2 separate regions of the Homo sapiens genome follow, and region 2 is linked to region 1. A link is a contact called in ENCODE Hi-C or POLR2A ChIA-PET data. All regions are on one chromosome and are shown on one strand. Each heading gives the region's core, a stretch centred on a gene start or an enhancer-like site at or near the end of the contact. The rest is flanking DNA. Distances are from core to core; before and after follow the strand shown. Region 1 holds the start of ATAD1 (ATPase family AAA domain containing 1). Region 2 overlaps PTEN (phosphatase and tensin homolog).

Region 1 (5,878 bases), core at 346-2,845:
GGTCTTACTTTCAACTAGATTTTAAAGTTTAGCTGGTATTAAATTACCATCTCAAAGAGAAAACGTAAAGTACAAGGTATGAATTAGACAGACCTATGTTCCAATGAAATTGTTGCCTTTATTTCCCAAGTATATGAACTTAGAAAAGTTTCTCTAAGGTTTAAGCTTTAAAATTTGCTCATTTGTAAAAACGGAGAAAATGATAGCTATTTTAGAGGATTTTGGGGGAGATATTTAGGTTATGCATGTAAAGCACATAGAAGCTTATTGCCCCACCCCAGCAGACATTAACTAGGTATTATCTTCACCACATTATTACAAGTTTGTAACTAGTAACATTCGTTAACAATCAGGCTGCAAAATTGTTATTATTATTGAGACAGGGGCTTGCTCTGTCGCCCAGGCTGGAGTGGAGTGGCTTGATCACTGCAGCCGTGATCTCCCACGCTCAAGCGATTCTCCCACCTCAGCCTCCCAAGTAGCTGGGACTACAGACATGCGCCACCAAATCCAGCTAATTTTTAGGTGGTTTTTTTTTTTTTTTTTTTTTTTTTTTTGTAGAGACGATTTCTCATTATGTTGTCCAGGCTGGTCTCGAATTCCTGACCTCAAGTGATCCTCTCGCTTCGGCCTCCCAAAGTGTTGGGATTACAGGCGTAAGCCACCGCGCTGGCCAAGCTGCAGAATTCTTTAGCCATCAAAGATGATGCCTCAAGTAGAAAGGCACAAGCTGCCTTCCTGAGGAACACAGGGAGAACTCTCATTACATCATAGTCTCACCGACTCTGTCTGAAGGAAGTGATGCTTCTCGTATCTCAGGAGTGTCTAATGTCATCTGGCCCACCGGCAGTTTGTGTATTCAGGAGGCTCTGGCTTTCAGGTTTGCTCCCTTGGGACCTCTTGTGTCACGTCGCTCGTTCTGGAAAGGAAAAGGGGTGAAAGAAAAAGGGAAATCACCAAAATGCAAAATCTGTTACCAGATGCCCTATTCCGTCCTAACTACCGAGTCTGGTGGCGTGGGCTGCTAAATCTTTTCGCGGAAAGATTGTCAGGCGCCACCCCGAGGTGTTTGTCAGCACAGAGATGGGGGAGAAGGGTGAGCTCACCCGAGAATTGAAAGGCAGGTGGTGAGGGATGAGGGGTGAGGAGTGGAGGGTGGCCATAAGCTTCTGCGTTTTGGCTAAAGTACAGACACAAAGCCGCGGCGTGAGGGTTTGCACAGAGTGGTGGGAAGGAGAGAATGTATTTGCTGGGTACGCAGAGCATTTCTGCACTCTCAAGAAGGCTGCCCGATTTGTCAGGGTTGCGCCCCGAGCCCGCGAGAAGGGCAGGGACTTTTTGTGATAAGCGCCTTCCCAAAGGTAGTGTCTGTTAAACGCAGAGCCTTAGCGAGTGCTGCTCGCAGACACGCCGGCTTCGCAGAAAGTCTCAGTCTAGCAGGTAGCTTAAGCAGACATCAGGTGCGCGAATTTGCTCTCCCTCACTGTTTCTAAGCCTGGGAGCACGCCCCCTCCGCGCCGGCGACCGCGGGTCGCGCATGCTCCGTGGGAGGGAGTGCGCCGCGCCTCCCGCCGGAAGCGTTCTCTCCCAGGTTGCGTTTCCTTCCTGTGTGAGGCCGGCTGAGGGCACTTGCTCTTGCTGTTTCTGCCCCTGGGTGAGTAGCTGGTTCCCGTGGGGCCTCATGGGATGGTTGTCGTATCCTTCTGAGGTCCTTTAAGGACCGTCTCGGACCTGGGAACCCCCGGAGGAAAGGTCACCCCGGTCTTCTCCCACGCCCTACCTCAGTGCCGCCCCCAAGCGCCCCGCAGCCCTTAGTATCTAGAGGATTAACCTCCAAGGGCGTCCCGGGCCTCGCCTTGGCGTCCGGCCCGGCCTGGGCCCTTAGGGTCTGCTTAGCTCTTCCCCAAGACTCGTGCCATTCCCGAGGGAATCTTTGTCGGCATCCTGGTCACTGTGGGGGTTTGAGGTCGTCCCGGAAGACTTCAGAACCAGGCGAACCTAGACGAAGGCGGCTGGAATGAACCAGGTCTGATTGTCGCACAGGCGCGGCCACCACCTTGTGCAAAATCGAAGGTGGTTCTTCAGGGCCGGGCACGCTTTCACAAAAGATGGTGATGTTAATAATAACCTGCCCTCTTTGTGAAGATTGGCAGGCCTTCATTGTCATAGGCTGTATTCGTAGGGCCTTTATGCCTGCAAAACTGGGACTTTTGAGTTTGAGAAACGATTTGTGAAATACTGCAATGAATTAGGAGAGAAATACTACAGTGAATGCTATGCTATGAATGCTATACATGTCAATAAATTGCTCATAGATGAGGTAGTACGATTTCACGGTTTTCCACTCGGAAATGGAGAACTTAAAATGAAACGACCTGATACCATATTTGCCTAACAAATAACTCTAGGTTATAGTGTTTTAGGATGTTTCTTAGTTGCATACAGCACTATCATCGTATATGTACATATTTGTGTATTCATTTTGTTGAACCTAATGTTTATACAGGATTGAAATACGCTCCCTGCTGTTGTATGCGCATGCAGCTTTTATTGTATGTTCGCTGGTGATGGTATTGCTGCTGTAACAGCCTTACATTTTAGGTATATCAATACCAAATGAATGATACATGAGTGTACAATAAAGTATATATAGTTACAGTCTACAAAACAAGTTTCAGTTTCATTGAAGGATTTTGAAGTAATTTAAAAAGGTAGACTACTATTTTACAAGTGGCCTTAGTAGACCTAAGTCTTTATTACATTAAAAATTTCAGAATTGGGAAGGATATAAACGGGTTTTGTGTGTTGACCTTTTATGGGATTAAAAGTTGTTACTATCTTGATGACTGGGATGTGTTCATAACAGCCCTAATTTGTTCATGTAGTTCAATGAATATCCAGTAGATGACTTGGTTGGTAGTTTTATCACTACCAACTCTAAAACGAAAACGTTTTACTGGAATGCCACCGCTTTTCACAGATTAGGTTAATAAAACCCTTATCTTGTCTAAATTATTTTCCTCTGTGAGTATACCCCACGTAGTGATATAACACGTTTCAACTGCATTTTCAACTTTGTGGAATAAAGACTAGAAAAGTCAGTTTTTTACTTCCTATGAGAAGTGAAATATTGTGTAACCCGTTTTTTTTGGAATCCATGCTGATGGAAGATAGCACACTTTGGTTTGTTCCATGAAGAGAGATTTCAGTTAGGTGCCTTCTCCTTTTTGGCTTCTTTTGCTTTCTTTATAATTAATATAATAGCCGGACAGTGTGTTCTTTGAATGAAGTGGTGATATCTTAACAATTATTGTATATCCAATATATAGTGGGCGTCATATATAGATGTTCAGTAAATGCAAATTGAATGAATTAAATCATTTACCATCCCTAGGCCAAAGTTTCTTCCTCCAAAATGAAGGCTTTCAATTATTTAGTTGTTAAGTTTAAATTAAATCTAATTATTGTGAAGTGAATGGCTCCTAGTGGAGAAATGTGGAACCTTTTGGAAATCCTTCAGAAGTGACTGTTGCAATGATTGAATGGGAGATTTCCTTCAGTTACAATTTATCTGTTGAACATAATTTTTGAATAGCCTCTGTTTTGTGTGTGGCAATTATAAACGTCTGTTTTGTGTGTGACAGTTATAAAGGTAGATAAGATATACATCTTGTTTATAAGGATTTAAACTCTAGTCGAGTAGATATCTCAAAAGCAAGACTTTTTTAAGATAGTGTAATAGGGCGAAATGAATAATACGAAGATTCATGTGATTTGAAAGGCTTTATGGAGCAAATAAAGTTGATTTTTGAAGTTAGGATAGAATTTGACTAATCCTAGGTGAATGAGGGTAAATGGCCCATGCAGGATACTAGACAGATACGCTGAAGGGAAAATATATGTGGGATTTTCAGATGGTAGTGACTCCAGCTATTTATAGAGTCCCTTTGAAAAGAGGTGAAAGAGAAAATGCTTACAATTGACTCTGGAGCTAGATTCTAGATTAGAATAGTTTTGAATGCTTGGGAAACGTATAAAGGAAATACTTTGGGGTCTTTTGATTAGAGAGAAGGAGTATATATCCTTGAGTGGAGGTGAGGGGTATAAAAGGAAATAAAAAATTTTTGGAGCTATTCTAGAGGGAGGAAGGTGAAGAGGCTCTTTAATTTAGTAGTAGTGAGAGGAGAATTTTAGAGCTGGAAGGACCATGGATATTAATCTTTGCAGTACCTAACTTTTATCTGCTGAGCCATACAAATTCTGTTTTTTTTCATGTTTATGTAAGTACAAATATATATTCTCTTTTTCTTATATATCCCATAGCATTCAGCACACTCCTGTGCTGAGAGTATAATGGCAGTATTTGAAGCTAAGATCCTATCTCCCAAAATGTGATAGTCATATCATCCCTAACAAGCTTATTCTTCCGGGTAGTTATTGCCATTGACAGAGGAGTGTATGTCTTCTGTAAGCCTAGCTTTGATTGATGTAGCTGTTCAGGGATATATGCAAAAATAGGCACATTTATCTCATTTTTTTTCTCTTTAGCTTGGGTGAGTGCTGTATTCTTGTAGTAGTTGTCTCAGTTCAAGATTTTTCCAAGTTCTATTGCTTCCTACTTAGCCCGGTTGTTGGGAACAATAGTGTGGCTCAAAAAAGTTAATACCACTTATTACTGAGGAAATGGCATGTTTAAATTTAAGCAGGCCTTGAAAACCTTTAAAAGTATGTATGAGGAAAAAGTGAGTCAGTTCACAATTTGAATTTCACTCAAAAATTACCTGGTATATGATACAGTTAATAGAAGAAATTCTTACCGTCACATTAGTATTGTTGGGCTGCCTTTCTTCAGTTGGATTAGTGTTATAGTTGATACTTTCCTAGACTCTGAAATAGTTCTTTAAAGCTGTTTTGAGTAAATACCTTAAGATATTTACTGTATTTTTCAAATAAAATGATTAATTCTACTACCAAATAAATCTTAATTTCTAGTCTACTTCTAGTTTGCAAGAGGAGCTTTAAATGTATTTGTTTACTTAACATTTAAAAATCCATTTCTCCTTAAAATGAAACACTTTTTTTAAGGTAGGTAATATTTTAATTTGACTAGAAGTTAGTTTTTCTTTCTTAGTTTAAGCTACTTTGTTAGTCTTACAATTTTAATAAGTATAGTTATTACCTAGTGACATTTCTGTTTGTTTTTTTAAGGTTAACATTCAAGATGGTACATGCTGAAGCCTTTTCTCGTCCTTTGAGTCGGAATGAAGTTGTTGGTTTAATTTTCCGTTTGACAATATTTGGTGCAGTGACATACTTTACTATCAAATGGATGGTAGATGCAATTGATCCAACCAGAAAGCAAAAAGTAGAAGCTCAGAAACAGGTATGATTGAAATGTTTGAAGATCATTTTTCTTGTGGCTAACAAGTATTTTCCCCTCAAACTAAAAATTTGGTAGAGTTCACAAATTAATGAGAAATTCTATAAGACCCACATGAAAATGTATTGGTACTCATAGTTTTATTACTCTTACAAAGTACTAGTTTATTATGACATTATTTCAAGTCATTTTTTACTATATAAACAACTTATCAGAAGAAAAATGAATAAACAATAAAATATTGTGAACATCTTCATTAGAATATTTTTGTCAGCTTTGGAGGTAGGATCTAGATAAAAGTTTTTAGGCTAACCCAAAATATTTATCTTCAGTAATGATATGCCTTTTGCTGTGTATGACATCTGAAATGTGGATAATACTGAAACGCTCTCAGTCTTAAACTTATAAGCTACACTAAAATCTAATTAATGAATTGCTGTAAAAGTTGTTGATTATTAATATAAGCTGTAGTTTTTAACTTTTTATCTGCTGCCTCTT
Region 2 (5,365 bases), core at 1-2,500, 110 kb before region 1:
GTCTCTGGTCCTTACTTCCCCATAGAAATCTAGGGCCTCTTGTGCCTTTAAAAATTTGCCCCGATGTAATAAATATGCACATATCATTACACCAGTTCGTCCCTTTCCAGCTTTACAGTGAATTGCTGCAACATGATTGTCATCTTCACTTAGCCATTGGTCAAGATCTTCACAAAAGGGTTTGATAAGTTCTAGCTGTGGTGGGTTATGGTCTTCAAAAGGATATTGTGCAACTGTGGTAAAAAGATAACCTCAGAATAAGAAAAAAAAACTCTTGAATTTTTAATTAACAAGTAGGTAACTTTAGAAATGTTGCATACAAACTTAACAGGTATTTAAAAGAAACACTGGATTCCAGAGAAAAATAATGTATTGCTTAACTTTCTAATTGTTAAATAGAAAATAGTCTCTTGATAAGTCTTAAATATAATCATTAAGGAAGCCAGGTATTATTTTCCCCCATTTTATTCAGGAGGATATATTCTGGGAATTTACGCTATACGGACTGGTAGCATAGGTCACATATTAGAGGTAGAGCTAAACCCAAAATGAACTGTCACATGGACATTTCGTCAGGACTCTCAATGCAAAAGGAATAATACTATTTATAGTATTTATTTCATCATCACAAAACATATTCCAAAGACAGAATAGATTACTAATAGGATAAACTATGCAAAGAACTACATATTACATTTCATAAAATAAAAATGCTAAGTGTGTTATTTAAAGGTGGTCTTGCAAATGTTAGTGTTGTATACACATGTAATCATTAGGGAAGCCAAGTATTATTTTCCTCCATTTTCTGCAGGAGAATACATTCTGGGAATCTATGCTCAATGGACTGCAGCATAGGTCACATACCAGAGATATGTGAAGGCATACACCAAAGAAATTACTCACAAAATGTATATAATTGTTATCAAAGTTTCAGGTCTTCTCACATGAATTGTAAGAGTCCAAGACTTCTCTGTTCACTATAGTCAGAGTTGAGGTTTTTAAAAAAACTTGTTTAGAAACAGGACTATAGATATATCACTATTAATTGCTCTTAATAGTTTCTACCTTAGTTCCACTCTATTAAGATCCTTAAAAACCCTGGCTGATATTCAATGTACTAACCTGTGTCATCTAAATATGTGAGAAGTATGTCTTATATCTCCAATCAGGTGACTCATAATATGGTACAGGATATAATCAATTATCCTTTGGTGTGACAGGAGAGATCTTCTGGTAGACAATGACTATCATTATAAGGAGTCAGCAGGACAGCTTTCACTTAGTCATCTGCCTAACTTCATTTTCCCAGTGGTACACAAAAACCTCCAGGAAAATCTGTTAAATATCTGTTTAAAGCAAGATAAACCTCAACTAAAGCCTGCTTTGCTTAGTAAGCAACAGCCTAAATCCACCAAAAACAAAAACAAAAAAAACCCGTTCTTAGTAAACCTATACTAAATCTCAATCATTAGTGATTTAGAATTTTCAAACCATTTGTCTGAAAGTCCATTCTAGATTTTCAGGAGGGATCAATGGCAAATACATCAATAGTAGCTCATGGCACCCACTTTCTTTTTGACTATCACAGCAGCATCTGCCAAGCTTCTCAACTCTTCAGTTTTCTCATGGTTTAAAGTGTTAAGCCATGAGAACTGAGTTGTATTTCACAAATAAAAGTGAAAGTTTTTGTGGGCTCTGAGAATTAACTTATGTCTGAAGTAGAAACTCATTTAAAGCAGTTCCCTCCTCTCATCCATCAGACTCCTCTTATCAACATTTGTTATATCCTTTCCTACCTTTTATGTCATTCCTCAACACAGAAGAGTTAAGTAGTTCTGCTTTCTCCCTGTGATTGCTTACTATTAGACCAACTGCCTCAAATAGTAGGTAAACCCTCTCCTTATACTATTTTTAGTCTAGGAATTTTCCTAATTCTTAGTCTATGCTGCACTTTAGTCTTCCTGACAATATTAATAGCTTTATGCAATACTTTTTCCTAAAACACAACAGTAAAATTAAAATTTTTGAAATTTTTAAAGATAATTCTTAAATATGTATCTCACTCGATAATCTGGATGACTCATTATTGTTATGACAGTAAGATACAGTCTATCGGGTTTAAGTTATACAACATAGTACAGTACATTCATACCTACCTCTGCAATTAAATTTGGCGGTGTCATAATGTCTTTCAGCACAACTAAAAGAAAAGTTTAAAAGTGATATAAAGTTATCTTTTGCACTTAGGAAGAAAAAAAAGTACTAATACTAACAAACATTGCCTGAATCTTTATAATGTGACACATATTATGCTGTGTTTAACATTAATTATTTCATGTAATAACAAGAATTCTATTAAGTAGATACTGTTATCACCCCCATATTATAATAATAAAACCAAAGCTTAAAAGATTAAGTGTATGCAATTAGAGCTAATACATTTGCTTAAAAACTTGTGATGCCACTAATACAGAGTACTGTAAATTCAGGTGCTTCCATGCTTTCAAATTTCCTCTATGAAAAATCTGCATGCTATTGGAATATATTTTTAATTTTACAAGTACCTATAAACAACTGACTAGTTTCAATAGTATCTGTATCTCATAGTTAAGCATACATAATTCTCAAACTATTCTTCAAAAAGATATATGTTAAAAATAGTAAAAGCATAAGGACAGTAAAGAAAAACTGAATGTTGTTAATCTACTTGGCCAAATGCTTACTAATTTTTTTTTAAACCAGACCTTACTCCCTGTTGAAAAGCCAACGATCACCTTTTTCAACAGTCTCTCAGATTGCAAGTTTTAATTACAGTATGAGAGTAATGAAAGAATAAGTAAAATCAATACAGAATAGTAAAATGCTGACTTGTCATTACTAGAGTATGCTAATATTTGTCTTAATAGCAGTGATATGTTAGTATGTACTGGCTTTCTAATGATTAACAGGCCATGTTTACAAACAATAAAAGGCTCAGAAAGAGATCTTACATATCAGTGTGGTTAGCAGTACCCTGGTAACTCCAACTACTATGCAAAACAAATTTTTTAAAAATTACTTAAAATAAACTCTTAGCATTTTAAAACAAATAAAGGTCCATAGCTCCTTAACCTGCAATTTCAATATCCCAAAAGTTCAAAACATCTAAAATTTTCTCTTAAGTTTTATGGCAAACTCAACTACAGCAAATCCTGATCTGAAGTAATAAGATTGTACATAATATTTAATACACTTAGAGCGAAGAGTAAAACATTTCATTTCAGGTACTGACCCACACCCCACTGGGGTGTTTATGTAAAAGTATATTTATCTGTGCTACCTTTTGAAAACTAAAATTTCTGAAAATGGAAACATACTTGGCCCCAAGAGTTTCAAATAAGTGATTGTGAACCTGTATTGTACATTTAGAAACCCTGAAAAACATCTATATAGTTTCTTCTCTACCTTAAAGGTAATTCAAAACCAAATTCACATGAAGGTTTAACTAATTATAAATAAACTACAATCCATTGGTTTCTAACTGGTCAGACCTAAAATAAAACAACTTTCATACTACCACTCAAAACAAAACAAGCTTTTCCTTTTTAGTACAATTTAGTATATTGAGTTTTTCTAGAAAGAAAATGCATTTAGTAATGACATATGCACATATATGCATCCTTGCTAGTAATTTCATACCCACTGACATGAAAAACAGGAAAAAGAGGACTGACAAGACAGTCACATTTTACACTTTCTTTGGTACTTTTAAGATAAAAGGGGAGAAATTGTCAATAGTGAAGAATTCATAATGGAATATTTTATAAGGAATCAGAGATGTAGGACTAGGAAACACAATCTAAGAAGCTGGTCTCAGGACAACACAACAGAAAATAAACATTAGTTTTGTGCAGCTTCAGTTCTCTAAACTTCCCCTACTTTCTCAGGATCCCAGAACATGTGGTTTGACGAACACTCCTTAAGACTGCTTTAATAAAAATGCCTCTCAAATATTACTGTTAAGAGGACTATATGGACGGAAAGTGGAAGTAATGACTACTAAGTGTCAACCAGATGAACACACCTTACAAAGAGTTTCCACTTTTTTTTGTTTCATCCTCACAATCACGTGATAACTGTTATTATCTCCATTTTATATATGAGAAAGCTAAGACTTAAGAGCATTAAAAAACTTGCCCCAAATAACAGTATACAAATGAAAGAGCCAGAACTCAAGCTCAGTATCTCTGATTACAAAAGTCAAACTTTTTCTACTACTGTTCCATAATTCTACTTATAATAAAAAAAAAGTTTTAAATACAAAAGCAGTAACAAATTTCAGTCAAAGCCAGCATTCCTACAAGAGCAGTATCTGTCATAAATCACAGAACCAACAGTGACAGTAAAAAGCAAGGAAAAAGTTATGAAAATCTTCACAGGTAAGCATAGGAAATATGGGAGCAAATATGCTGGGACTAGTAATGATAAATATGCTCAGGGAATGGGGGTTGGTAGGATAAGGATGAAGACTTTCTTCTTAAATTAAAATCTCTGATAAATGCCCTCCTTCCACCTATACCTACTGACAGTTTCTTTTAAATTCTTTGTGGTTTGGTAGTGATAAGTCTCTCAACAAACTAAAATTAAAGATACACAAATGGCAAATGGGGTTTAGCCATTTAAATTTAACCATTTATGCTTCCTTATAACTAAAACTCAAAAGATACCAGTACCTCATATTGGTTTATATGAGACAAGAGAAATGAATAAGCATTTAAAGAATGAGTTTTTATGAAACAAGAGGCAGAAACTGAAGGAATAAGATTAACAGGAAAAGCTTCCAGAGAAGTGAGATTTGCCATAGAATCAGCTAGGTAGGCAGGTCTCTTCTTTACTCTCTTTGATGAAGCTATCACCATCTTACAAAAGAAAACTTAATAGATGAAAATTAGTAAAGCTAAAGGTTTACCACAAAATGATAAAGTATGTCAAATAAAATATGCACTGAAATATAGTAAATACCTTTAAAAAATTGGTATACAGTGAAAACTTAAATTCCTCAAAGGCAAGAAGTATACATCTCTTTATTCACTATCTCCCCTTCCCCATTCCTACCAGATTATACAACAAGGAACAAAAATAAAATATACTTGTACAAAACAAACTGATTAATTCAATTAAGTAACAGTACACCTGAATTTGCTTAATGTTATGAATGCCTGAAGAAAACACAGATATAAACAGATACAGTTAATCAGAAAGGCCATATTAGGAACTCTTCTTCACCCATGTATATCATAATTGCTATAAAAGATTTAACATACTATTAAATGTGGGTATGCCTAGTGCAAATATTTTAAGATCTTCAAATTATGTATGTTTGCAA

Evidence for each region. Hi-C counts contacts between places; a loop is a spot of excess contacts on that map. ChIA-PET counts read pairs that join two places held with the same protein, here RNA polymerase II (POLR2A). Pooled maps may share reads with other maps.
Region 2: a loop to region 1 is called in a pooled map, with 3 times the contacts of the local background. The contact joins the enhancer-like site here to the promoter of ATAD1 in region 1. A Hi-C loop is called at or near these places in 1 of 37 single-sample maps with no recorded cell type and 3 of 50 pooled maps. POLR2A ChIA-PET finds 5 or more read pairs at or near these places in 2 of 52 experiments (AG04450 and HEK293).

The regions. Positions count from the first base shown.
Region 1 is chr10:87,813,943-87,819,820 of GRCh38, reverse strand. It overlaps ATAD1 (ATPase family AAA domain containing 1), which reads left to right and starts at 1,595. Exons shown (of 10, transcript NM_001321967.2): 1 at 1,595-1,654; 2 at 5,209-5,383. The coding sequence starts at 5,222. It also overlaps the pseudogene CFL1P1. RefSeq lists a silencer at 1,448-1,497.
Region 2 is chr10:87,927,881-87,933,245 of GRCh38, reverse strand. PTEN (phosphatase and tensin homolog) reads right to left here. Exons shown (of 9, transcript NM_000314.8): 4 at 2,157-2,200; 5 at 1-233. Among named protein-coding and RNA genes, the nearest start is that of PTEN, 67 kb to the right of the region's middle. RefSeq lists a silencer at 4,011-4,110. Within about 2 kb of position 1,250, at least 3 of the 41 ENCODE cell types and tissues checked have a DNase peak (open chromatin) inside an H3K27ac peak, as active enhancers do.